7 separate regions of the Homo sapiens genome follow, and regions 1, 2, 3, 5, 6 and 7 are each linked to region 4. The links are chromatin loops, found by intact Hi-C in ENCODE. Cell type or tissue: HCT116. All regions are shown on one strand.

What was found. Peaks named below come from ENCODE experiments on the same cell type or tissue, not always from the same donor. Only the 100,000 strongest peaks of a DNase experiment are listed, where the experiment ranks them.
Region 1: it touches region 4 in a loop (10-fold over the local background); 17 of 110 quality-filtered maps call a loop at or near these places.
Region 2: it touches region 4 in a loop (7-fold over the local background); 40 of 110 quality-filtered maps call a loop at or near these places.
Region 3: a loop joins it to region 4, with 2.8 times the contacts of the local background. A loop is called at or near these places in 2 of 110 quality-filtered maps.
Region 5: it touches region 4 in a loop (12-fold over the local background); 7 of 110 quality-filtered maps call a loop at or near these places.
Region 6: a loop joins it to region 4, with 10 times the contacts of the local background. A loop is called at or near these places in 16 of 110 quality-filtered maps.
Region 7: it touches region 4 in a loop (12-fold over the local background); 13 of 110 quality-filtered maps call a loop at or near these places.

What each region holds. Positions count from the first base shown.
Region 1 is chr1:29,511,932-29,515,931 of GRCh38, reverse strand. All of the region lies in intron 1 of LOC107984933 (a long non-coding RNA gene), which reads right to left. Among named protein-coding and RNA genes, the nearest start is that of LINC01756, 160 kb to the right of the region's middle. In HCT116, a CTCF peak has its summit at 2,473 (motif pointing left); a DNase peak (open chromatin) is centred at 2,411.
Region 2 is chr1:29,791,291-29,795,290 of GRCh38, reverse strand. No RefSeq gene overlaps it. Among named protein-coding and RNA genes, the nearest start is that of LINC01648, 240 kb to the left of the region's middle. In HCT116, a CTCF peak has its summit at 2,101 (motif pointing left); a DNase peak (open chromatin) is centred at 2,140.
Region 3 is chr1:30,432,646-30,436,645 of GRCh38, reverse strand. No RefSeq gene overlaps it. Among named protein-coding and RNA genes, the nearest start is that of MATN1-AS1, 280 kb to the left of the region's middle. In HCT116, no CTCF peak of the experiment used is centred here; no DNase peak of the experiment used is centred here; H3K27me3 peaks cover 813 bases.
Region 4 is chr1:30,706,744-30,710,743 of GRCh38, reverse strand. It overlaps LOC124903888 (a long non-coding RNA gene), which reads left to right and starts at 565. Exons shown (of 2, transcript XR_007065565.1): 1 at 565-647; 2 at 2,053-2,298. RefSeq lists an enhancer at 2,382-2,882. In HCT116, a CTCF peak has its summit at 2,455 (motif pointing right); a DNase peak (open chromatin) is centred at 2,463.
Region 5 is chr1:29,378,076-29,382,075 of GRCh38, reverse strand. No RefSeq gene overlaps it. Among named protein-coding and RNA genes, the nearest start is that of LINC01756, 30 kb to the right of the region's middle. RefSeq lists an enhancer at 2,245-2,539. In HCT116, a CTCF peak has its summit at 2,413 (motif pointing left); a DNase peak (open chromatin) is centred at 2,405.
Region 6 is chr1:30,109,568-30,113,567 of GRCh38, reverse strand. No RefSeq gene overlaps it. Among named protein-coding and RNA genes, the nearest start is that of LINC01648, 74 kb to the right of the region's middle. In HCT116, a CTCF peak has its summit at 1,891 (motif pointing right); a DNase peak (open chromatin) is centred at 1,899; H3K27me3 peaks cover 957 bases.
Region 7 is chr1:29,696,237-29,700,236 of GRCh38, reverse strand. No RefSeq gene overlaps it. Among named protein-coding and RNA genes, the nearest start is that of LINC01648, 340 kb to the left of the region's middle. In HCT116, a CTCF peak has its summit at 2,073; a DNase peak (open chromatin) is centred at 2,036; H3K27me3 peaks cover 1,011 bases.

The sequences.
Region 1 (4,000 bases), 1.2 Mb after region 4:
AAAGTTTAAATTAGAAAATCCATGTAAAGCCCCTAGCACATAGTAGGTACCCAAGAAGCAATAGGTGAGACCTTTTCAAAAAAAAAAAAGGAAGAAAGAAGAGGAAGAGGAGGAAAAAGAAGAAGAGGAAGAAGAAGAAGAAGGAGGAGGAGGAGGAGGAGAAGGAGGAGGAGGGGAGGAAGTGGAGGAGGATGGGAGGAGGAGCAGGAGGAGGAGGAGGGAGAAGTGTTTAGCATGCAGCTTCGTCTTGAACAGCGAGGGCACCCGGCCCGTACTCTGCACTTTGCACACATCCCCTCATTTCACAGTCTCCCCCAAGCGAAGAGAATCATTCTCCCCATCTCCCCAAAAAGCAATAGGTGCTTCTTGGGTACCTACTATGTGTTAGGGGCTTACATTCTGAGAGCTCAATAGAGGACCAAGGCTGTCCTGACCCAAATCCCCAGATATTGCATCTCCGTGGGCAGAACAGCCCCTGCCTACACCAGCATACCTGCTGCCAACTGAGCTCTGGTGGCTGAGCTTCCGAGCCACAAGGTAGCTCTGAAGAGGAGGCAGGTGCAGCCTCAGTTAGCAGGAAGCCCCTGAGAAGCTCCTGTCTCCTCCCCTATTAATTGCATTGGCATCTGGAACAGATGGGGTGCTGGGACTTTCCCCCCATCTTTCACAGAACTCTGAACCAGGACATAAGCCATGTAATTAAAAGAAGAGAAATGCAAAATAATCCTCTTAGTGAGACTTAACCATCCTCCCTCCCTTTTAAATCTATTAATGAACTGTAATTGCAAAGACAGACCCTTTATTGAAACCTGGTAATCAATTCACTATGGAGCAAAGAGGTTCCCAAGACCTAAAGATGATAAGAAATGTATATTAATTAGCTTAGTTCTTTATCTGTATAAAAATCAAGCAAACAAAAATATTGGCTGCAAAGCAATTTGCCATCTGCCAATAGACTCTGGCTGCCCTGGGGAGATGCTGGTTTCCTTTTTCCTGAAATTTGTTTATAACTTGCTGTTAATCAAACCTAGAGCAGAGAGATATGTGGAAATTATATGGAGACGACGGATTTCATGAGGACCTTGAGCAGACATGGGAAGAATTGCGACAAACGAGCAGCGGGAACTTGGGTTGCAAGACCCCACGATGCCAGCCCTGCCTTGCTGGGAGCTTGGCAACAGAGCCCTTTCTGAATCAGCCCCTCACAGAGAGAACGTGATCTACAGGATGGCAGGTGCCCGAGGATGGCTGTTCCAGAAGATTCCATATAGGTCGGTCTCCCTAGAAGCAGAGCCTGAGACGGAGATGTGTGGGGATGTGTGGGATTGTGGAGGGCATACCCTCAGGAGAACGGGAGTGACGGAAGCAGCAGAGGGCAGGCAAGAAGCCAGACCAGGGCATGGGCTCAACGCGAGTTCACCCCCAGCCTGAGCCCACGGGGAGCTCTGGAACGTCATCTGTGGCACCACACGGCTCTCCTGCCCTGGGCAGTGAGATAGATTTTTTTGAACCCTGTGTCATTAGCTGAAGGTCACCGTGTGGGGAGAGTTTAACCTCTTAGCCTTTGCAAGGTGAGTCTGCAGTCAGCGCTCTTGAGCTGAGGTTAATACTCACTGCAGCCAGAAAGAATTGGTGCCCTGGTCAGTCAAGAGGATCTGGGTGGGTACCAGCTGTCACGCCTGTTATGGCTTGGGTTGTGTCCTCCAAATATTTATATGTCGAAAGCCTAATCCCTAGCACCTCAGAATGTGGCCTCATTTGGAAATAGGGCCTTTACAAAGAAAGGCAATCAATTTAAAATGAGGTCATTGGGGTGGGCCCCAATTCAATATAACTAGTGTCCTTGTAAAAAGGGGAAACCTGGACGTAGAGACACACATACCAAGAGAATGCCATATGAAGATGGGAGCAGCAATTGGGTAACGCTTCTACAAGCCAAGGGACGCCGAAGATTGCCAGCCATCCATCCCCGAGAAGCTAGGGGAAGACATGGAACGTATTCTTCCTCACAGCCCTCAGAAGGAACTCACATTGCTGGCACCTTAAATGGGGACTTCTAGCCTCCAGAACTATGAGGGAACACAATACATTCTGTCCTTGAAGCCCCTCGGTTTGTGACACATCGTTATGGCAGCTTTAGCAAACTAAAAGCCCATCTGTGACTCCAGCCACCACCAACATCTGCTGATTCTGCCCACCCCACCAGAAGGCTCGCCTCTGATAATAGCCTCCTTATTTCCCTGGAGAAACCCTCTCGGTCCTAAGGGGTCCTGCAGAAATCACCCCACCCCAGATGGAGGGGTAGCCAGAACCCCAGGTCTAGCCAATCAGAGCCTTGCTTCCCCAGCCACAGTGACTGGTTCAGGCATGAGCACATGACCCAATCTGAGCCAATCAGGCTGAATTCCGGCCCTGTCCGTGGAATCAGAGACCACAGGGTGTGAGCGTGGAACCATGGAGCCATCTAGAGGAGAGAGCCTGTCTGTGTGTGAGGCTGGCATGGTGGAGACCAGAGCCAAGAATGGAGACCTGATGATATCATTTAGTTAACCATAAGGCTTTCATTTCCCCCATCATCCTGATTTCTATAAATATATTTCATCCAATGTATAACTAAACTGTTTCAGATCAATTTTGGAACTTATAAATTTAAATACTACAAAAAAATAGGTTGATTCAGACTGCAGTCCAGGGCGATCTTGAATTAGGAAGTGACACTACGTTATTAAACAAAATTATAGCAATCATTTATTAAAGGTGAATTACATACTGTAAGTGCCAGGCATTAATGCATTTGTTTTATATGCATTACCTTAAACCTCACAACCACAACCCTTCCTGTGACGTGAGGCCTATGATTTCCTCATTTTTCAGTTGAAAAAACTTGTGTTACTTTCAACCAGCCATTCCTCTACCCTGATACCAAAAAAGCCAAAGACAGCACACAAAAAGAAAACTACAGACCAATATCCCTTGTTTCTTTCTTCTGCCTTCCTGTGGGTTATGTGAATAGTTTTTTTAGACTTCAATTTTGACTTATCTATACTGGTTTTGAGTATATCTCTTTGTATAGTGTCTATAGTGGTTACTGTCAGTTACATTACATTAATATATAGATAATTTATCACAGTCTACTAGTGTCATCATTTTGCCAGTTTGAGGGAAGTATAGAAAGCTTGCCTCCCTTTACCCTCCTCGTTAATAATATAAATTTCTTAACTATTTCTTCTATATACATTTAGAACCACATCAGAAAGTGCTATAATTTTTTTCAACCATCAAATACAATTTAGAAAACTTAAGAGGAGAGTAAAAGTTCATTATATTTACCCATACTTTTGCTTACTGTGTTCTTTCTTCTTCCTGGTGTTCTATGATTCCTTCTTTTACTGTTTCTTCTCCATTTAGAGAGTGTTTTAGCCATTCTTTTAGGGTACGTTTCTGTTAGCAACAAATTATCTTAGTTTTTCTTCATCTGAAAATGTCAATTTCCCCTTCATTTATGAAGGGTATTTTCCCTGAATATAGGATTCTGGGTTGACAGTTCTTTTCTTTCAGCACTTGAAAAAAATGTTGAGCCACTTCCCTCTAGCCTCCATGGTTTCTGATGAGAAATCCTTTTTTGTTCTAATATTTTTCCCCTGCAGAGAGGTTGTCATTTCTCCCTCACTGCTTTCAAGATATTTTCTTTGTCTTTAATTTTAAAAATTTTGACTATGATGTGTCTTGGTGTGAATATCTTTTGAGATTATCCTGTTTGGAGTTCACTCAGCTTCTTGAATCCGTAGGTTTGTGTCTTTTGCCAAATTTAGGAAGTTTTCAGCCATTATTTCTCTGAGTCTTTTTTCAGCCCCCACCTCCTTTTTTTTCTCTTCCTGGGATTCTGATGACATAAGTGTTAGATCTCTAGTTATAGTCCCATAGGTCCCTGGTGCTCTGTTCTTTTTTTCTCCCAGTATATTTTCTTTCTGTGGTTCAGATTGAGTAATTTATATTGTTC
Region 2 (4,000 bases), 920 kb after region 4:
ATTCTCTTCCAATCAGTGCCTTCTCTTTAGCAGTAGACACCTCCTGAGGCTGTGCATGCACCTTTCATGCAGGTCAGCCACTCTCATGATAAGAGTTTGTGTCTGTTTCTCCACAATTTCAGCTCTTTCTCTGCAGGAGATGAGACTCTCACTCAGGGCAATCTTAGCAGATTTGAGGCTCAGTGTCTGCCTCTGAAGCCTGGAGAACGGAATCCCTGAGTTCATCATTTTCTTTCCTCACTTCATCTACTGAACTTAGGGGCAACCAACCAGCTTCATTATGTTCCTTGGTTCTCCAAATATGGTCAAAAGTATTATGTATAGAGTCACTAAACTCCTTGCCTCTCACGAGCAGTGAATCAGGAGTGTCAGATGGATTTATTTTGTGTAACTCTCTAAACAGTTCCTCCCAAGGACTATCAGTGTTCTCCATACTATTAGAAGTAGAGTCCTTAGCATTTTTGAGTCTAATCATCTTAAGTAGCCAACTCCAGAAACCCCAAAGCCAATGAAAAACTCCATCCTTAATATTCTGTTCCTCTAGAACCACTCCTGGTACCAAAATCTGTATTAGTCAGGGTTCTCTAGAGGGACAGAACTAATCGGAGATATATATATACACATATGTATATATATATTTTATATATATACACATATGTATATATATATTTTATATATATACATATATATATTTTATATATATACATATATATATATATATAAAAATTAACTTACATGATCACAAGGTCCCACAATAGGCCGTCTGCAAGCTTGAGGAGCAAGGAGAACCTGTCTAAGTCTCAAAACTGAAGAACTTGGAGTCTGATGTTCGAGGGCAGGAAGCATCTAGCACGGGAGAAAGACGTAGGCTGGGAACCTAGGCCAGTCTCACCTTTTCACGTTTTTCTTCCTGCTGTATATTCGCTGGCAGCTGATTAGATGGTGCCCACCAGATTAAGGGTGGGTCTGCCTTCTGCAGCCCACTGACTCAAATGTTAATCTCCTTTGGCAACACCCTCACAGACACACCCAGGATCAATACTTTGCATCTTCGATCCAATCAAGTTGACACTCAGTATTAACCACCACACAGGGGGACTTGGGGAGAGAAACTAGAGCCTTGGGGGCCTGAGGGAGGGGTGTCCTGGGAGAGAAGGAGGACAGGAGGGAGAGAGGGAGGGAGGTTGGGTTTTGAGCCTCCACTTCCCCCCAGGCCCCATGCCGGTCACTCCACACACTGTCCCATGTGATGCCCACCACACTTACGAAGGTGCAGTTCTACCATCTTGAACACCGGCAGGTACCTGGCCCCATGCTCTGTGCTTCATATGCATGGTCTCATTTCGCAGTCTCAGCATCCATTGGAGAAGGAAGCTTTCTCCGCATTTCCTGGGTGAGCAAACTGAGCCCAGGGAGGTGCAGTCACGTGGCCTCAGCCATGCAGCAGACACACGGTGACTGAGATGGACTCACACTCACTCTTTGGATTAGGGAGCTTCCATTCTCTCCAGGGTGCCTGAGGGGTCTTCCTGGGGATCAGTCCATCAGATTTCAATAAAGACACAGAAACCACACAGTGATCTGAATAGGAGACATTTTCTATACATAATTATTAAACTATGATAGAAGAGTGCCTAAAATGATGTCAGGAAGAATCGGAACAGCACCCTAGGGCTGAAGAAGACAACCTTGGAAGGACCTGCCCCCGAGGCTGGGGTCCTGACTTCGCTGGATGTCTGTGGCTGCAGCCCCTTGAATGGCAGAGAAGGTATTGGGTCCCAGAGGTGCTGGTTCATAGATGCAGGTCAGGCTGGCAGGCAGGAAACACCTCTCTGGGCACAGGAGAGAGAGTGGTGTGCACGTGCAGGTGGAGGTGTGGGCTGGACCACAGCAAGATGGGCACTGGGCTCAGGATGGGCTATGAGGTGGTCGAGGGACCATGCATTCTGGGTGCACAGCTGAGGAAAAGCCCCAGAGGATGTCCCCCCGCGTTCATACCCTAAGAGAAGATGCAACAGGAACAAGAAATTGCACAACAGAGCTCTGTGGACCATGAAAAGGCCCCTTCCTCCACAGTGTCCCTCCGGCGCCCTCTACTGACAAAGCTTGATATCGTGCTTGCTGCAAAGAAGGGCTTAGAGTCCAGTCCATCAAGGAGCAGGCACTCACGGGGAAGTTGGAAGCTGAGAGGCAAGAAGAAACCAGGGCTCTGCAAACTACGGCCACCATTCAGACCTGGCCTGATGTTTGTTTTTCATGGCCTATAAGCTAAGACTGATTCTTTACATCTTTAAATAATTTAAAAAACGAGAAAAATAATCTTTCAAGACATGTTAACGTTATATGACATTTAAACTTCAGTGTTCATTGATACATCTTTAATTGTATCACTTACAATTGTGGAAATTTGTTTTCTCTCTGGTTACATGAATACGGTAGTCCTCCCTTATCTGCAGTTTCATTTTCCAAGGCTCCAGGTGCCTACAGTGCAGTACAAGAAGACAATTTGACAGGGAGGGAGACCACATTCACATAACGTTTACTACAGTGTATTATTATAATTGTCCTATCTTATTGTTGTTAATCTCTTATTGTATCTAAGTTTAAAATTAAACTTGAACATAGGTAGGTATGTATAGGAAAAAACATAGTGTATATAGGGCTCTGTACTATCCACTGTTTGACGCATTCACTGGGGGTCTTGGAATGTAGCCCCCATGGATAAGGGGGAACTATTATACCATACCTATATTATATCCTTGATTTGTCTCTTGGCCCACTTGCCCTAAAATATTTATCACTTTGTACTTTACAGAAAAAGTTTGACAACCGCAATAAATTAAGAACTGGCGGCCAGGCGCAGTGGCTCACGCCTGTAATCCCAGCACTTTGGGAGGCCGAGGCGGGTGGATCACTTAAGGTCAAGAGTTCAAGACCGGCCTGAGCAACATGGTGAAACACTGCTCCTACTAAAAATGCAAAAATTAGCTGGGCGTGGTGGCACGTGCCTGTAATCCCAGCTACTCAGGAGGCTGAGGCAGGAGAATCGCTTGAACCCAGAAGGCGGAGGTTGTAGTGAGCCAGGATCACGCCACTGCACTCCAGCCTGGGCGACAGAGCAAAACTCCATCTCAAAAAAAGAAAAAAAAAAAAAAAAAGAACTGGCTAGGACTCTCTTGATCACCATTACTAGTGCCCCATCACCACCCCTCATAATAGTCAGGTCTTGGCTGCCACCCCCTGACCAGGCAAAGCCTCTAGACAGTTAAAGCTAGGAGACCAAAGAGGAGCCCACTTAGGGACACTCACACAGATCCCTTAGAGTAAGAGATCCAGGAGGCTGTAATCACGCCTGTAATCCCAGCACTTTGGAAGGCCAAGGCAGGCGGATTGCCTGAGCTCAGGAGTTCAAGACCAGCCTGGGCAACATGGTGAAACCCCGTCTCTACTAAAATACAAAAAATTAGCCAGGTGTTGTGGCATGGGTCTGTAATCCCAGCTACTCGGGAGGCTGAGGCACGAGAATCGCTTAAACCCAGGAGATGGAGGTTGCAGTGAGCCGAGATCTTGCCACTGCATTCCAGCCTGGAGGTGGCTGGGTTGGAGAAGGTGTATAATCTCTGAAAAGACAGTCTTCTTTCATAGGATTTGCCCTGTGAGCAAGGTCACTGCTCGCCTCAGAAGCTTTTGGGAGGAGGAGGTTAAAGGGATCCAAAGCTTCTGGCGCTCCTCAAATGGCAGGGATGAAATCAGCTCTCTCTGACCAGGTCTGAGCAGATTGCTAGTGTGAGAGACTGGAGGCCCTCATTTCTGGAGACTCAGACGCCCCGATGCCAGATTGCCCCATACCAGCCCCACACCTGCCATTCCAGCACCCATCCCATTCAAGACACGCCACCTCAAAGCCTAAGACCTTTACACTCATCTTTTCCAGTCTCTGGGGCTCATTTCACAGATGGGGAAACTAAGGCCCAGAAAGGTTCACCAAATACCAGCAAAT
Region 3 (4,000 bases), 270 kb after region 4:
TGTTACCCAGTTCCAAAGTCGCTTCCATATTTTTGAATATGTCTTCAGCAACGCTGCACTCTACTGGTACCAATTTACTGTATTTGTCTGTTTTCACACTTCTGATAAAGACATACTGGAGACTGGGAAGAAAAAAAGGTTTAATTGGACTCACAGTTCCACAGGGCTGGAGAGGCCTCAGAATCATGGTGGAAGGCAAAAAGCACTTCTTACATGGTGGTGGCAAGAGAAAATGAGGAAGAAGCAAAAGTGGAAATCCCTGATAAACCCATCAGATCTCGTGAGATTTATTCACTATTATGAGAATAGCATGGAAAAGACTGGCCCCCATGATTCAACTACCTCCCCATTGGTCCCTCCCACAACACAAGAGAATTCTGGGAAATATAATTCAAGTTGAGATTTCAGTGGGGAAACAGCTAAACCATATCAAAAGCCGTGAGCAAATGACTGTCATTTCTCCACCGAGACAGGTCCTCTCACCCCAAACTGCCAGAGCTTGCCCCTCTTAGCTTACTCCTCCTTGAAGTAGCTAAAGGACTATGGGAAGACAGGGGACTCAGAGGTGTTTTTAATAATTTTTTATTTTTTAATTGGAAAAAAATGCCTGCTGAATATTTGTTTTAGACTTTGCCTCCTAAGTTACTGAGCTATGAGAAGATACTTTTATATGAGGGCTGTATCATCACATGTCACGGCTTATTTTGTACATAATTAGTGACTCACACGCACAAGGAAGCAGACACACACACACACACACACACACACACACACACACACACACACAGAAACCATAAGAGGCCTCTCAGGGTATTAAAGTCCGAAAGTCATGAAAAATCCTTTTCGTGGCACCTTGAGACCCACACAGGAATAATTGTCCCATTCTTGTTCTTCCAGCTCTCCTCTCCCTCCAGCCCAGCTTGTCCTGTGGACTGCGGCTCCTGAATGGAAGGGAAGTTTCCATTTCTCCTGGGCATACACTGAGGAGTGAGCTGTTGGGTCATGTGGTAACTCTATGCTTAACTTTTTGAGGAACTGCTAAACTGTTTTCCACAGTGGCTGCACCGTTTTGTATTCTGGCCAACAGTGTATGAGAGTTTCAATTTCTCCACATCCTCACCAACTACTGTTGCTGTCTAGCTTTTTGCTATAGCCATCCTAGTAGGGATGAAGTAGTATCTCACTGTGGTTTTGATTTGCATAGCTTTAATGAGTAATGATGTTGAGCATCTTTTCATGTGCTTATTGGCCATTTGTGTATATTCTTTGGAGAAATGCCTATTCATATCCTTTGCCCTTTTATAGATTGGGTGGCTTGTCTACTTATTGTTGAGTTGTGAGATTTCTTTATATATTCTATATTTATTTCAGTTACCTATCAGATATATGATTTGCACAAATTTTATCCTATTCTGTGGGTTGTATTTTCACTTTCTTGATGATGTCCTTTGAGGCACAAATGTTCTTAATTTTGATGAATCCCAATTTATCTACTTTTTCTTTTTTTGCTGTGCTTTAGGGTCATATCTAAAAACTACTGCCTAATCCAGGGTCATGATGATTTATGCCTATGTTTACTTATAAGAGTTTTATAGCTTTAACTTTTACATGGAGGCCTATGATATATTTTGAGTATTTTTTTGTGTATGGTGTGAAATAGGGGTACAACTTCATTCTTTTGTGTATGGATACCTAATTGTTCCAGCACTATTTGTTGAAAAGAGTATTCTGTGTCTCATTGTATTGTCTTGGCATCCTTGTTGAAAATTCACTGGACATAAGGGTAATGGTTTATATTTTGACTGTCAATTCTATTCCATTGATCTATCTTTATCCTTGTGCAAATAACCACAGTATTTTGATTTCTGTAGCTTTGTAGTATGAGTCTTTCAACTTTGGTCTTCTTTTTTTGACATTGTTTTGGGTATTCTGGATCTTTTGAGTTTCCTTATGAATTTTAGAATAAGCTTGTCAATTTCTGCAAAAAATCGCAGCTGGATTGTGATAAGGATTCCACTGAATCTGTAAATCAACTTGCAGTATATTGCCATCTTAACAATATTAAGTCTTCTGATCCATAAACTTTCCCTTTATTTAGATTTTCCTCAATTTATTTCAAAATGTTTTGTAGGTTTCAGAGTATAGATTTTGCACTGCTTTTGTTAAATTTATTCTTAAGTATTTTATTCTGTTTGATGCTACTGCAAATAGAATTGTTTTCTAATTTCATTTCAGATTGTTCATTGCTAGCATATAGAAACACACTTGATTGTTGTGTATTGATCTTGTATTCCTTCAACTTTGCTGAACTCGCTTGTTAGAGCCAATGATTTTTGATAGATTCCTTAGGGTTTTCTATATAAAAATTATCTAATCTGCAGATAGAGATAGTTTTAATTTTTTCCATTTCCATTTGGATGCTTTTTATTTCTTTTTCTTGCCTAATTTCCCTGCCTAGAACCTCCAGTACAATGTTGAACAGAAGTAGCGAGGGTAGATATCTAGGCTTGCTTCTGATCTCAAGGGAAAGCATTCAGTCTTTCACCACTACATATTATGTTAACTGAGGTTTTTGTAGATGACCTTTGTCAGATTGAGAAAATTTCCATCATTTCCTTGCTTATTGATTTTTTTGGTTATGAAAGTGTGGTAGATTTTGACAAATGCTTTTTGTGCATTTATTGAGATGTTAATGCAGCTTTTGCCCTTTATTCTACTAATTGATATATCCCATTGATTGATTTTCTTTTACAATGTTATCTGTCCATTTTAATTTATTTTTTCATTTAAAAAATTTTAATGAATTTTATTGTTGGAACAGTTTTAGACTTATAGGAAAAAATTTCAAAGGTAGTATAGAGAGTTCCCATTAAACCCTATACCCACTTTCTCCTGTTATTAATATTTTAGAATAGTACGATACATTTCTTACACTTAATAGACCACGATTGATACATTATTGCTAACCAATTCATACTTTATTCAGATTTCCTTAGTTTTTACCTAATGTCCTTGGATCTCATTCAGGATGCCACATTAAAATTAGTGGTGATCTATACTTAGGTTTCTCTTGGACACACACACACACACACACATACATTTTGGTGATACATAATAGTTGTACATATTTTGGGGATATATGTGGTATTTTGATACACACCTACAATGTGTAATGATTGAGCCAGGGCAATGGGGACATTCATCACCCCAAACATTCACCCCTTCTTTATGTTAGGAACATTCTAATTTCTCTTCTTCAGCAATTTTGAACTATACAACAAATTATTGTTAACTATAGTTGCCCCACTGTGCTATAGAACACCAGATCTTATTCCTTCTATTGAACTCCATTTTCATACCCATTAACCGATCCTCTGTTTTTTCTCTCCACCCCACTTACTCTCCCCAGCCACTGGTAACCACCAATCAACTCTTTATCTCCATGAGAACCACTTATTTGCTCTCACTGCATGTGAGTTAGAACAAGCTGTATTTGTCTTTGCACCTGGCTAACTTCACTTAACATTAATGGCCTTCAATTCCATCCATGTTGCTGAAAATGACAGGATTTCATTCTTTTTATGGCTGAATAATATTCCTTTGTGTATATGTAAGACATTTTCCTTATCTGTTCATCCAGTGATAGATATTTAGGTTTATTTCATATCTTGACTACTGTGAATAGTACTTCAATAAACACAAGAGTGCAGGTATCTGTTTGATATATCCATTTCCTTTCTTTTGGATAAACACCCAGCAGTGGGATTATGTGTATTACATGGTAGTTCTATTTTTAGTTTTTAAAGGAACCTCTATACTGTTTTCCATAGTGGCTATACTAATTTACATTCCCAGCAATAGTGTACAAACATTCCCCTTTCTCTGAATCCTCACCAGCATCTGTTATTTGTTGTCTTTTTGATAAAAATCATTTTAACTGGGGTGAGATGATATTTCACTGTGGTTTTGATTTGCATTTCCCTGACGATTAGCAATGTTG
Region 4 (4,000 bases):
CCGGGTGATATATACACAATTTCCAATTCACACTTCTCAGTGATCCTTTTAATAAACTTATTTCACAGACAGGGACACCAAGGCTGCCAGATGTAAAGTGTCACGTGGACAGGAAGTGGCTGGGCTGAGATTTAAATCCTGAAATCTCTGCCTCCCAAATCAGGGCTCTTTCCAGAACATGGCCTCTCTGAAGTTCAGGCTCACTATGGTGAAAGGGGTTCCTATTCCTTTCTTCAAAGGTTGGGACCATCACTGGTTAACTGGCCTTCCTGCCTTTGGGCTGTTGTTCTTTAGCCCATTCTGCACACTGATACCAGAGTGATGATCCTACTGTGCCCATCTGATCAGTTCACACCTCTGCTCAAGAACTTTCTTTGGCTCCCTACTGCCTCCTGAATAAAATTCAAACGTAGCCTGACACCTTAGGTGCTGTATGGTCTGGCTGCTGCTTACTTCCGTCTCACTTCGCCTCACTGTGATCTCACAGAGGTTGCATTCTAGAAATGTAGAACTATATGAGGTTGCCATCAATACTTCCATTGTGGAGATGGAGAGACAGGCACAGAGAACTAAAGTCACTTGTGCAAGATAGAACTTCCAGGGCTGGAGGTCCTGAAAGGGTGGCACTTTCTAGGCTGCGAAACAGGGTGAGGACGAGGGTAAGGGGTGTAGATATCTCTCCATTTGGGTCTTGCTCACCCATTGGTGCTCCAGGAGTCCCAGGCATTGCCATGGAAGTCAGATTGAGAAGTCTTGGGTGGTTTTTTAATTCTCCAAATGCTTCCTGAGAACCTGCTGTGTGCACAGCACAAGCCAGGTGCTGACGACAGGGAGACAGTGATCAACTAGATACTGTCCTCGATCTCAAGAGGCTTCTGGTCTATTTAACACAACAGATGGGACTGGAACACCTGAACAATGATAGTAATAAAACGACAGCCTTCCTTTATTGATGGCAAATATTGCACAAGGTGCACATTGCTGTTCTTGCTCACTGAGGAGTAACAAGTTCGAAGAGGTCAGACAGATTGTCCAAAACTGCGCAGCAAGAAGCTGCTCAAACAGGATTTGAACCGAGGATTGTTGGGCTTCAGAGGCTGAACCCCGTCTTCTGCAGTGAGCTCCCCTGCTCTGTAATTACGATGGGGGAAGGGCTAGAGGGCAAGGGACAGGGCAAGACACAAACAGGGTAAGATGCTGCAAAGAGTTGGAGATGTCAAGGCCAAATGCAGCTACCAGTAATAAGGGCCAGTGTTTATTGAGCACCTACTATGTGCCCGGCACCACTCTGGGCACTTTTCATAGACTAGACCTTGATTTGATGACTTCTCACTGTGATCCTATGAAGGATTTACTATTTATCATTCCATTTTACAGATGAGGAAACTGAAGCATGGAGGGTTTCAGTAGCATGTCAGTGTGCCCCATCTAGTGAGCGATGGAGCTGGGACTAAATGGATCTCACAGACTCCTGAGTCAGGTGCTGTCAGCCACAGTGCTAACTGAGCTGACCTAGTACAGCCATGCATTGACAAGTGAATATGATGTTAAAAAGGAATAATGGCGTAATTGCATGTGAGAGGGGGGACCAAAAGTAAATCATTCATTGATTTACTCACCCAACAGTGATTTACTGAGCACCTGCTCTGTGTCAGGCACTGGCTCAGGCCCCAGGGCCCCAGCAATGAGCAGACTGTCTGTTTCTGCAATCATGGCCCTACTTTCTCACAGGAGCCTGACTATGAAGGAAGGGGCAAAGGAAGTGTGGGAGCATCGCAGACACAGAAGTGCTGAGGAACATACCGGGAAGCTGTATTTGGCAGGGGGTGGGGGTGGGGGGTGCCCTGGCCTTTGCCCTGGAGGAGCGCAGTGTGAACATGGTCCAGGCCTGTGGTTTCAGACTTGATTCTGAACTTGTGCACGGTGCCAGGTGGGGCCTGGAGTCAGACAGGTGGACATTCCTACACAATCATGATGGCAAAGACCTGCATGCTACTTAACAGTTCACAAGCACGAGGTGAAGCCAGTATGGTTATCAGCCCCATTTTACAGATGACACACAGGCTTGGAGACGGGAAGAGACTCATCTGAGTCATGGCGTAGTGGAGCTGCAATTTGAAGCTGAGCCTGTTGGACTCTGAAGTTCCTGCTGTCCCTGTTCACCCTTTACTGTGCCTCGGCTGATGCTTTCTGAGCCTGTTTGCCCATCTGTGAAATGGACTGCTGACGCGGGGCAAAATCATCTCAGGGACTGCCTTGGACCTTGGAATTATGGATTGAAATTTTTTTAAAAATTTATTTATTCTGTCTTTATTTTGTCTTGTCTATAGTGAAGGTGTACAGCGGGATGTTTTGATACACGTAGTGAAATGATGACCACGGTGGAATTATGTGGTTTGAATGGGGCCGGAATGGCTGGCTTTGAGGCTGCTAGGGAGGAAGCTGGCCACAGGATGGCACCATTGGCCCAGGAATGGGGTGAGCAGGCCTTGCTGGGGGATGGGGCTCGGGCTTCATGGCTGTGAGCTGGGCTGGTCCCTGTCACTGTGGCACCTGTCGCACTTAATCTAATCTCTTTAATCCCCTCCTTCCCAACCTCCTTCCCAAAGGCTCCTGAGTGGGTGGTGACTTCTCTCATGGGAACGGTTGTATCCTCCCCAACTGCAGCTGGCCTTGCTATCCCATGCCTCACTCTGAGATGCCCTGGAGGGGCATGTCCAGAGGATTTGCTGGAGCAGGGGGTGGCAGCTCAGATCTGAGCGTTGGGGTGCAGTGGGGGCCAGGAAGGAGCACCCCAAGGAGGTATCTTCCTGTGCCCTACCCTCCCTCGTTCCTATGGACAAATTGTCCTTTGTCCCCAAATCAGAATATAAGTGCCTTCAAGCCAAAAATAGCTGCAGCCTGGTGGGGGAGGGGGATACTAGAGACACCAAACAGAGGTGTCGAAGGGAGCCCAACACAGGCACCTTGGAGGGACCACGGACTCTGCCATCCAAAGCCCTGGCGTGAATAGGCTCTGTCCCTGGTGTGCCCTATGGCCGTGGTCATGTGACTACAGCTCTGGGGCTCAGTTTGCTCCCCTGGGAGATGGGGAGAATGATTCCCCTTTCACTGGGGGAGACTGTGAACTGAGGGGATGTGTGCAAAGCACAGAGCATGGGCCGGGCGCCCTAGCTGTTGAGACGAAGGTGCACCCTTGTGGCGACAGCAGCGAAGGGTCTGGGCCCAGGCTGGAGGCTCAGATCACAAGTTCACACCAGGGCTTCAAGGAGGAGGCAGCCTCTCCTCCAAATTCCGAGCTGTCTTTCCTCCCTCATGGAAAACCTACACCAGGTCAAAGCGTCTCCCTTCCCTTTGCCCCTCCAGGGTGTGCGGTATCTCACGTGGCTTCTCTCTGTCCTTCCCCTTCCACGTGAGGTGCAAGCACCTGCCCTGTCCCATAAGGGTGATGGAGAGTCTGCTGTAAGGCGGAGTCAGGGGGATGGTCCAGGGAGTGTCTAGAGAGTGATGTGAAGGTGGGTGGTGGGGGGCATGTGCCAGCGCCCAGACCAGGGATGGGAGAGCAGCTGGGGTGGGGTGGGGGCACTAAGGGAGCAGAGGGGCTTATTCAGCACAGGGCATGGGGCCTGATTATCACTGTGTGGCCAGCAAGCCAGGCCATCCATGGGGCTGGGCCGAGCTCCTAGCTCCATGCTGGGTGCCTGATTTTCAGAGACTCTGGGGAGGTTGAAGTTCCCCTCACCGATTCTTCTCGGAAACTGGAGTTCTCTCTGTGTTTCCCCAGTGCAGACTGCTGTCCTGAGGAGGCTTTCAAATGCAGAGTCCCAGGCACCCTGATTTAAGGAGTCTCCAGGGAACTGTGCCCAGACCGGGGTGTGACATGTGGCTCCAAACTCAGGCCCTGAGTGACCTCGGGAAGTCCCTGACCCTCTCTGAGCTCTGTTCCACTGATGACACCGCTGGCTGTGTCAGGCACTCAGAAGGCGTTTTGTCCACGTGG
Region 5 (4,000 bases), 1.3 Mb after region 4:
AAATGTCCCATGAGCCTCTGGGAGTTTTCTGGCCTCGGGTAAGAGTTGGGGTTATTAATCCATGATTTATGAATGAGAGGGTACGATTCAGGGAGGTCAAAACCCCTGAAATTTAATCAAATTTAATATTACGAATATATTATATATAATTCCTAATTATATAACTCTAATTATATTCCCATATACCTTCGAAGGAGGGTAGGTGCTCATAAATGAGGCCCTTCATTCTTCCGGCCACTTGGACACACACTCGAGGAGTCGGAGCAGAGAGCTGGAGCTCCCAAAGGCCACCAATGAAGGAGAGCAGGGACAAAGAGCAGTGATGGGGGAGAATACCACCATTATTATAAATCAAGTCACAGAGTGTGAATTGGCAGTGACATGAGTCAATAATCCTAGATCTGGGCCAGGTGCAGTGGCTTATGCCTGTAATTCCAGTACATTGGGAGGCCAAGGTGGGAGGATTGCTTGAGTCCAGGAATTTGAGACCAGACTGGACAACACAGTGAGACCCCGTCTCTACAAAAATGTTAAAAAAAAAAAAAAAAAAAACGAGCCAGGTGTAGTGTCGTGCACCTGTGGCCCCAGTTACTCAGGAAGCTGAGGTGGTAAGATTGCTTGAGCCCGGGAGGTCGAGGTTGCAGTGAACCATGATCATGCCACTGCACTCCAGCCTGGGTGATAGGGCAAGACCCCATCTAAAAAATAATAATAATAATAATTCCTAGAGCTGAGGTAGGAAAAGAAACCCCAAGAAGGTAGCCTAAATTTTTTTTTTTTTGAGATGGAGTCTCATTCTTGTTGCCCAGGCTAGAGAGCAATGGCACAATCTCAACTCACTGCAAATTCCACCTCCCAGGCTCAAGCAATTCTCCTGCCTCACCCTTTCTAGTAGCTGGGATTACAGGCGTGAGCGACCATGCCCAGCTGAAGGTAGCCTAAATTTTATGATTATATGGAAGTGCACATTTTCCTAAGGAGAAGATCCATAGTTTTCACCAGATTCTCAGAGAGATCAGTATTAATCAGGGTAGGCTAGTGTTATGCTATAGTAACAAACAGCCCCAAATCTCACTGGCTAGGAGTTTCTCTCTATTTCTTTATCTCTCACAAACTGCACTGAAAATCAGGTGATTCTCCAACGCTGCTGTCTTCCATGTGTTAACCCAGTTATCCGGGTTGCTTTGATCTTATGTCCCAACTGTGTCAACATGCTGCCTCCATGATCTCTAACAAAGAATAAGGGAAAGCTGGAAGATCCTGCAGGGGCTTTTCACTGCTTCAGCTCAGAAGTTTCACATGTCAAGTCTACTCACTGTCCATTAGTCAGAACTAGTCATAATGTCTGCCTAACCACAAGGGAAGCTGGAAAGTATAGGCTGCCATGTACCCAGGAAGGAGAGGAGAGCTGGATATTGATGAACACTGGATATGACTGGGACCTCCTCTCCTTAAAAAAATAAGTTAGGAACACTAAGGTTAGAGTAGTGAGTCCCAAAGTCTGAATCATAGACTACCTTAATCTACATTATTCTGAAAGCTTTGGGGAAAGGCACACTCCCAGGCCACCAGCTTGGAGAGTTATATTCTGTGGTCCAGGAATCTGTGTTTTTGACAAGTCTCACAGACAAGTGTGCAGAACAAGTTTGGCAACCCGTAGAGTAGAAGGTCCTCTGGTCACAGGGCTAGGAGTTGCCTCAGAGAGCATCCTGGGTTGGAATCTTTTAAAAAAACTTCCAGGCTTCTGGTTCCAAAATGGTGGTGTCGTAGCAAGCTGGCTTCACTCCCCCTCCATAGAAAACCAGAAAGAACTAGACAGCACTGAGATGATCGCCAGCAATATCCCAGAATTCACATATAAAGAGGAGACAGTTCCCAGGGCCATGAGAAGCAAAAAAACTCTGAGTAGATGCTAAGAGAATTGGACTTCCATATCCATAACACCCCTCTCCCAAACTGCCCAGCACCAAGTGCATGGAAAATTTCCCCAAGACTCACATTTTCTACACCAGAAAAAGTGAGATTGAAGTAAACAACCAACTTCCCCACCATCTTTGGTTTCCTGGCAGAAGATGTGTCCCTGCCTCAATCCATGAGAAGTCTCAGGAATGCCTGAAGGGAGAAATATCCCTGCAAACAGTCAGAGACAAAGAGGGGAGGCAGGACTACCATCCCCAATTCTGGAAACTCTGCTTAGTAACTCGGCCAAAGGAAACACCAAATCAGAGTGGCCATTAAGCAGCACCATGCTGTAGGAGGTTCATTCCACAGATTCCCAGGGCATGAACCCCTAGCCAGGCTTCCTGCACTACTCGGGTATTCCCCTTTGGGACCTTTCCCCAGTCAGTAAACGCAGCGCTCTAGTTGCTTATTTAGAACCAAGGCAAGCATGTGCTTAAGGCGCCATCTAGTGTCAAAAAGAGGCAGCAACAGAATGGGGAAAAAACAAAGAAAATCAACAGGTAAATTACAAACTCTCTGAGCAAGAGTATCTAATAAAAACCAAAACAAGCCAGCCAGAAAAGACTACAAAAAATAACTAATCCTTCAACGAAAAGACATAGACATATATCCGCAATAAACAAAAGCAAAACAGGGAACCATGACCTATTCAAACACAAAAAGCAAGGAACCAGTAACTAACCCTAATAAGACAGTGATATGTGAACACTCTGACCAAGAATTCAAAATAGCAGTTTTTTAAAAACTCAGTGATCTCCAACATAACACAGAAAAGCAATTCTAAAATTTATCACAGGAATTTAACAAAAAGATTGAAATTTTTTAAAAATCAAACAGAAACCTTGGAACTGAGAAATACATGTACTCAACTGAAAAACTCATTAGACGTTCTCAACAGCAGAATGGATTAAGGAGAGGAAAAAAAATCAGTTAGCTTGAAGACATGCTGTTTAAAAATAATCCACAGTCAGAGGGGAAAAAAAGAATGAAAAGGAATGAAGATCATCTACAAGACATGGAAAATTACCTCAAAAGACCAAATCTAAAAATGATTGGTGTTCAAGGAAGGGAGTTGAGCAAGAGCAAGAAGTATAAAGCTTATTCAAATAAACAATAACAGAAAACTTTCCAAAACTTGAGAAATATATAAATATCCAGCTCCAGGAAAGTCAGAGAACACTATGTAGATTCAACCCAAATAAGACTACCTCAAGACATATTAATCAAATTCTCAAAGGTCAAGGACAAAGAGAGGGTCCTAAAAGCAGCAAGAGAAAAGAAGCAAATAACATATAAAGGAGCTCCAATTTGTCTGACAACAGACTTCTCAATGGAAACCATACAGGCCAGGAGGGAATGGGGTGACATTTTCAAAGTTCTGAAAGAAAAAAAAAAAAAACTGCCATCTAAGAATACAGTATCCAGCAAAGTTATCTTTCAAATATGAAGGAGAGATAAAGATTATTCCAGACAAACAAAAGCTGAAGGAATTCACCACCACCAGACCCATTTTACAAGAATTGCTAACAGGAGTTCTTCAATCTGAAAGAAATAAAAATAACATTCAAATAGAAAACACTTGAAATATAAAACCAACTGGTAAAATTAACTCCACAGAAACCCAAAATACTCTAATACTGTAATTGTGGTGGAAATGAATTGTGAAATCCACTCCTAACTCTACTGTGAATCCCAAAAGATAAATCCTATCAAAAATAATAATAGCTACAGCAACCTGTTGAGATATTCACAATATAAAAGTATGTAAATTTGGACAACATAACATCAAAATTCGGGGTGGAGTTGAAATGTAGAGGTTTTTTCCCATTTGTTCTTTTTTTTCTGTCCTTTCCTTTGTGATCTAAGATAAGTTGTCATCTCTTCAAAATAATTTGTCATATCTATTAGATGTTTTTATAAGCCTCATGGTAACCACAAAGCAAAAAATAAATTAAAACATACTACCAAAGAAATAATTTCATCACAATGTGAGTCAACAAGAAAGAAAAAGATATATAAAACAACCGAAAAAAAAACA
Region 6 (4,000 bases), 600 kb after region 4:
CCTTCTCAGTGTTAAGCCAGGGCCTGACATACAATAGATGCTCAAGGAAGTGTTTGTTGAATAAACACAGGAAAGAATGAGTGAGTGAATGAATTACCTCTATCTGCTCCATTGCTGACGATTTCCAGAGCTCTGCAGGATTTGTAAAGATTCAAACCTCTAAAGAACACAGTCCCAGCTATGGGACCCCCTGCCTGCCTGCCCCTTGTCTTCCCTCCTCTCCTCTCCTTCATGCCTCCACCAGTTCATCATGGCCCAGCCCCAGCAGTCAGTCCTCAGAGGGTGTTGCAGGGAGTCCTTCGTATACACAGAAGTTACAACTCCTTCCTCCCTGGACCTCTGGAGCTTTCTAGGCTGGAAGAGCAAATATTCATCCTCTGCACCCCTTCCCACTCACATCATCCACTTAAAGAAAAAGGAGGCCAGGGCGAGGCAGGCAGATCACGAGGTCAGGAGATCGAGACCATGCTGGCTAACATGGTGAAACCCCGTCTCTACTAAAAAATCCAAAAAAATAGCCGGGCGTGGTGGCGGGCGCCTGTAGTCCCAGCTATTCGGGAGGCTGAGGCAGGAGAATGGCGTGAACCCAGGAGATGGAGCTTGCAGTGAGCCGAGATCGCGCCACTGCACTTCAGCCTGGGCAACGGAGTGAGACTCCATCTCAAAAAAAAAAAAAAAAAGAAAAAGAAAAGAAAAGAAAAAAGAAAAAGGAGGCCAGTCTCCAGGATTCAACTTAGAGCCAGCTGTTTGTGGGGCGAGTAGGTAGGAGTGTGTATTAACACTAACTGAGCATTTACTATGTGTGAAGTACTATTCTAAACCCAGTAAAGGTTTCAAATCATGCAACCCTCTAGAAAACTCTATGAAGTATAAACTATAATTTCCCCTTTATACATGGGGAAACTGAAGCACACAGCAATCAAAGAAGTTGTCATAGTTGGTGCAGTGGACATTTGCACGTGGGCTTCAGGGCCAGGCTCCTGAGCACCGCATTGCAGGGCTTCTTCATGCTGCTTACAATGGTGTCACCAAGAACTGAGCCAGGTGACTCTTTTCCTGGGCCTTTAGGAACATGCAGAGGGCAGGACTCAGTGCCTTGTACTCAGCAACAGGAAGTCAGGGTTGGGGCGTGATGGCACGAGAGCCGGGAGTATGAGGGGGATCTGACATTTAAGGGGATGGTGGAGAGAGCCTAGGAGGGTAGATCAACACCAGAGCAGCAGGTCAGGGCCACAGAAGGGAGAGGCCAGCCAGGGAGATCTCTGGAACCCCAGGCAGGAACATCTGTCTGTCTTGTTTTTTTGGTGCTGCGGTCCCCTGCCCTTTGACCTAGGCTTCTGGAATGTCAGTGGTGGGTCGCAGCCTCCTCTTTGTGGTCCTGCAGGAAATGGAGGAGGCTGGTAGGCTTCCTAGCCTTGGGTAATATGGGGCAGAGAAAGGCCAGTGGTTGCAGGAGGCCAGACACAGTGAGTTTGGAGGATTCAGGTGAGAGCCGGACCTAGGAGCAGCAGGTGCTAAGAACTGGCCACTCCTAGGCATTCTCAGCCAGGAACCCCACGTCTCAGGGGTTTCGGGCTGAGGGCCCGTGATGTGCACATGAAAGCCTGGGCCCCTCAGGAAGCCCTTGGCCCTGGGGACATGGGGGTTCTGCCCTGCATGTACACAAGCTTCTCTTCCAGCCCCACCTCTGACCTCCCCTCCCTTAGCAGCCTCATCCAGGGAAGCGGGAATCAACTCCCCCAGTCGCAGTTTTATTTTCATCCATCTCCACTGAGATATTTGCCCAGCGAATGAAAACACTTGTATTCATCAGAAACTTGGGAGCCAAAACAAATGTTTCCATTTATCTGTCTTCCAGTGCCTCACAGAGCCCCAGAGAGGGGCAGAGCTCAGTGGCTGGAGGAACCGTGGCCATAAGAGGGCGATCTTGCATCAGCAAAATGATGCTGTGCGAGGTCCCGGAGTGTGCGCTTTTCTGGACCTAATCCACCTCCCCCCGCCACTCCCCTCCCCACGGCGATCCCGATTTTTAGGATGACTTCTCTATAGAGTCCAGGCCACCGGCGACAGGAGGACGGATTTGATGAGTCTTCACAAGCCTCTCTGCTTGCTATTATTATTATTATTATTATTATTTTGTGATTATTTTTGTGGAGGGAATGGCTTGGACCCTGACTCATTCTGTCAGCTCGGGCCTTCTCAGTGAAGCTCTTGCCAATCATTGATTGATCAATGTGTTAAAAATAAAAAAAATCTCACCCAGGGCAAGCCACAGACTCGGAGAAAATATTTGCCAAATACATATCTGGTAAAGATATGCCCAGAGCACATAGATAACCCTCAAAACTCAACCATAATAAAACGAAGACCCTAATTATGACAGATTATCCTCTGAGCAGACGCATCACCAATGAAGAGCTAGGGTGAGAAGTAAGCACATGAAAAGATGCTCAACGTCGTTAGTTATCGGGACGGACCAAAGAAAACCACAGCGGGATGTCACTTCACCCGCCCAGGATAAAAGGGCAACTGCCTGCACCAGGGGCTGGAGGGATGAGGAGTGGCTGGGGCTCTTTTCGGGAATGCGGAGTGCAAAGCCACCTTGGGAAACAGCTTGGCAGTTTCTTAGAAAGTTGAACACACGCCACCATATGATCTGGTCATTCTGCTCCAAAGTGTTTACCTGTGAGAGAAGACATATGTCCATGCACACATTTGTGCACAAATGTTCATAGCAGCTTTATTTATAGCCACAAACTGGAAATGATCCAAATACTCATCAACAGGTGCATGGAGGAACAAAATGTGATTCATCCATACAATGAACATTTTTCAGTAATAAAAAGAAAGGAAATGTTGATACATATCACCTAGAGGAATCTCAGTGTAATTATGTGGAGTGGAAGAAGCCAGACAAGTAAGAGAACATAGTGTATGATTCCAGCAGATACAATTCTAGAAAATGAAAACTAACTGATAGTCATGGAAAGCAGATGAATTTTTGTCTGGGGCAGAGGAGGCAGGCATGGTGGTGAGTGATGGGAGGATGGGAGGGGGGCTGACCGAGGGGCAGGGGACTCACCTGGGGGTGATGTGTATGTCTGTTACCTGGACTGTGATGGTGATTTCACGAGTAGGTACATATGTCAAACTCATCAAATCAGTATGTTAAATATATACGGTTTATTGTTGTAACACAATAAAGCTGTTAAAAATTTTTAAAGGTTACTACATCGTGGAGTCCTGAGAGCTTTGAAAGACAAATGCGTTTTGCTCTGTGAAAATGTGCATCACTGGTCCCCAATTTCTCATCCCCTCTCGAGCAACCACCCTTTTCCGTGTAACTTTGCAGTGCTGTGGGCGGGCAACATGTCCTGTCCCTTGGCAGAAAACAGATGGTTCCCCCATATGACTTGCTTCGGGCAATGGGATGTCGGCAGACGTGACGCTGCTGTGACGCACTTGGGCTGGCTCTTGCATCTTACCACTGCTGTGAGAACATGGCTGGACAGCCTTCTGAAGGATGAGAGGCACACGGAGCAGAGCCAAGTTTCTCCCGTCACCCCATCCAAATTCAACTACATCAGCCAAGGTCAGCCAACATCAGCCAGCAATGATGGAACCCCCCAGACATGTAAGTGAATCCAACCAAGAGCAGCAGGGCTGCCTAGCCAACCTACAGCTGACCCCAGAGGAGTGAGCAATAAATGTGTTCTGACGTTAGCCAGTGAGGTTCTCTGGGTTTTGTTAGGCAGTTTTATTGTAGGAATAGGTAACTAATTCAGGCCCTATCAGAACAAACAGTCTGGGTCTATCTGGGAAGACTTCCTGGAGGAGGTAAAGCAAATTGTTTTGTTGTTGTTGTTGTTGTTAAGTAAGTATTTTATTTTACCTATTTTTTAATTTTTTTTATTTCCATAGGTTATTAGGGAACACGTTGGTGTTTAGTTACATGAGTAAGTTCTTTAGTGGTGATTTGTGAGATTTTGGTGTACCCATC
Region 7 (4,000 bases), 1.0 Mb after region 4:
TAGGTGCCCGCTCTTCTGGGGCTCACAGTCAAGAGGGGGATGTGACCTTTTAAAAAAAAAGTCCCAACAGATTAGTGCAACTCACCTGAGGATGGGCCAAGTATGCCATGCACAGGAGGATGCTGAGAGGGACTAACTCAACTACGGGATGGTTGAGTGTCTTAGGAGCTGATATTTAAATTGAGGACTGAATGGCTTTTGCACTTGTTCCCTCTGCCTGGAATGCTCCTCCTCAGACATCCACAGGGCTCCCCACTTAACCTCCTTTAAGTCTGCAAAAACATTTGTGTTAACCGCAACTCCCCACATTCCTGGGCCCCTTCCCTGCTTTATTTTTCTCCATTGCACTTGTCCTTGTGTTACCAATACATTTAATCTAGATGTTTATTGCCCATCTCTGCCTATTAGAAGATAAGTTTTCTGAGGCCAGAAATTGTTGTTTCTCTCTGTTCTATACCCAGTACCTGGCACAGAGCAGGGACTCATTCAATATATGTTGAATGACTGAATGACATCATTAGTCATGCTTTGCTTTGTTCTGTTTCTTAAGAGACAAGGTCTCACTTTGTAGCCCAGGCAGGAGTCATGCTATGGAGCACAGACCTTATCCTTAGAGCAAAGAGGGGCGATCCCAGGATCTTAAGGAGGTATGTGGCCAAGCTGGTTTAGAAAGATCTTGCTGCATGAATTGCAGGAGACGAGAGGCTAGGAGGTCCCACAGGAGTGTGCTGAAGGAGGTGTGGACCAGTGTTGTGATGGGGGAGATGCCTGGAAGGGAATGGAAGGAGGAATAAAAAAAAAAGATGATACCCTGGGGGGTCTTAGCACCCAAAGGGCGCCGTGGGTTTTGAGAATGTGGTTCAGGGGATCCAGAGTTAAAGCCCAAGTTCTCGACATTGGTGAGCAGCCAGGAAGGGAGGTGGCAGAGTGGCCGCCAGGGCACAGAGGGGTTCAGATGTAGTCAGACTGCAACGGAGCAGCCTGTGGCCATCCAGACCCCACCACAGAGCCCGGAGATAACCAACAGGATGAGGACTGAGCCAGAAACGGGGAGGCAGGAGATGAATGATGTATTAGGCCTCACAGGAGGCACACATATCTTCCTCCCTGTGCGAAAGCTTCCCTGATTTTCATCAAAAACAAGCAGGGGAGAGGAGGATGCGTGGATTTGTAATGAGCCCTGACACATCACCTGGTTACAGATCTCACAGCCCGGCTGATCCTCCCAGACCCAGCTACAACGACCCGGGCCCCGCCATGGCCTATAACAGAGCACATGCCCTTGGTGGGAAAGCCAGCCCCTCCGGCTGTCCCTTCCCAGGGGCAGGGGCAGGAGCAGGGCCAGTGTGGGGGTGGGGCTCAGCCCCAGCCAGAGGGCTCTGGTTGCCATGGAAATGGGTGGTCCTGAGCAGAGCCCCCTCAGCCAGGCTCCAGCATCCAGAGCAAGGGCGCAGTTAGCCTCGGCCCCCGGGTTCCGTGACCACTGTTCCCACTGTGCAGGTGGAAGCAACCAGCCCCTTCAGAACCCCCAAGACAGAGGATTCAGGTACCTTCTGGAGCAGCCTTCGTCCACCATCAAGGTCCTGCTCGCAGAGACGAGCAGAGCCCAGGCTCAGCTGGGCGCCTTTAGGTCTAGAGACCTCAGCTACTGGGGCTGAAAATGGAGGCCTCTGAGATGAGCCCAGAAGGAACCAGGACTGAACTTATGATGACCTAGAGGCTTCTGTGGCTCCATCTGTTCCTTTTCTGGGGGAGAGCTGAGGCTCTGAGGGGTGGGTAGTGCCCCCACAGTCCCCTGGGTCAGCTTCTCCCTGGTCTCCAAGGCTCCCAACCCTGGCCAAGCCTTTAGGGCCTTCTGCCATGTCCTGCCTCCCTCCCACGCAGGCCGACTCCAGCTTGGCCACGTCCATCTAGACCAGGGTCTTCTGGCTTCCTGAGTGACAGCCCAGGCTCAGCTGCTATGAGACATAAACCACCCCCAGCCCCGCCCTGCTCCTCCACTCCCTCCCTGCTCCTCCACTCCCTCCCTGCGGCTGGGTCTGGGAACACCAAGCCTGTGAGCCTCCTTGTGGGGAAGTGGGGAAGGGCAGTATTTTGGGCAGAGTTTAGGTTTTTCACAGAGGACATTTTTGGTGCCCAGAGGGAAGATACAGGGAGAGTCACAGCACAAAGTCCTTCGAGTCAGCATGGGGTGTGGACGCCATCCCAAGACCTGTGAGAGCCACGGAAGGGGGTCAGACCCAGAAGCAATGTGACCATCCTATATTTGGGATGATCACTCTATCTAGTGGCTGGGGTGGCTGATCCAATGGTTCCCAGCATTTGTGCAGCCCAAAGCAACAGAACTCATGGAGACCCACAGGCCAGCAAACTAAACATGGAATTATCAACCAAGCTAACAAAATGCCAAATAAACAAATTCTATCCTCCTACCTCAACGAATTATCCAGCTCCTCATTGGAATGTGGGAGCGGAGAAAGCTGGCCTTGACTCCTGATCCCTGATCCAGCCTAGGCCCAGCCCCCACCTCACCTCCCCTCCTGCAGCCCAGCTCCACACCACAGTCTCACACGGTGTGCGACACCCCACCCTGCAAGTCTACGCTCTGTCCATCCCTCCTCACACACAGCTGCACGTCGAAGTCTTCATGTGGGCACACTGGCACAGAGAAGAGGCCACGTGGGTCCTGGGGCCGGAGTATCAGGAGCTGGGGCAGGCCCTTCTAAACCCGGGACCCCCTTACTCAGGCCTCGGGGTGTGCAGGGTAGATGGATTTTAGGACAGGTGGGGCAGAGGGACCAGTAGGAGGGCATGAGGATGTCTGGGTCAGAAACCACCAGGGTCTGAGACAGGGCAGGGGAGGAGGGATTCCAGAGGGGTAAGACAGGACTGGACGGTGCCCGAGGTGTGAGGAGAGGGCGAGTCGGGGATGCCCGCTTGTTTCTGATTAGGGTGAGCAGGGGCTGCAGGGCACGAGGCTGAGGAGCAGTTTGATGGGAAGGTGAAGGTTCGGCTTTGAATGTTTTCAGTGGAAGGAGGCCGTGGGCTGCCAGGCGGACAGCAGCTTCAGGAGCCCCAGACGGAAAGGTCCAGGAGGCAGCGTGGCCTGTCCGGCTCCGCACTGCATGGGCAGCACTTAGGACATGTGGGTACTTCAGAGTCCCTGATAAAGACCATGGCTCAGGAAGAGCTTCCACAGGAGACGGTGGTGATCTGGACATGGACAGCGGGTAGACCCATGGATGTGGATGAACTCACACAGAAGGACAAGAGAGGAGGGCCCTGGGGAGAACCAGGGGTGCCCATGCCAGCTTCACCACGGCTGGGTCTGCAAAGCTGACTTGCCTCCTAGCTGCAGGTGCGGGACAAGGAGAGGTGGAAGGGAGAGAGCTGGGCCGGCCGCCATCCCCTTCCATGCCCTGACCCTGCCCACTTGTTACACTTGTTATGTGGCCCAGTTAGTGTCCTCCTCTGTCCAATCAGATCCACACCTCTCCTTCTTTGGGGAGCATGAAGGGGTCTTAGAAGGACACAGAGGTGGGTCTGGCATGAGGCAAAGGGAGGACATTTCCTCCCCGACAATAATGGTCAGACTGCTGACTGCTGGAACGGTCATTTCAACAGTCTGCTGGGAATCCAGAGGCAAAGGACGTTCATTTCCACTGGCAGGTGAAGCAAACCTCATGGAAGGTCTGCCTTTGACTTTCGCCTTGAAACTGGTGTAAGAGTTCCATAGACAAAGAAGGGGATCAGTAGGGAGGGTGGGAGGCACAGAAGACAACAAGCTGAGGGTGTGTGCAGGGCACAAGTCAGAAATGCTGAAAGGTCCTGGTGTGCTTGGAACAAAGGGTGCAGCAGATAAGGCTGGAATCAGAAAAAGAGAACCCAAGAGAAGTAGCAAGGGCCTGTGGGGGACAGAGACGTAAGGTTTGAAGTGGAAAGAGGGACAGAGATAAATGTCACTCATGGCTGGGACAAGCTTCACTGATGGAGGGATGGG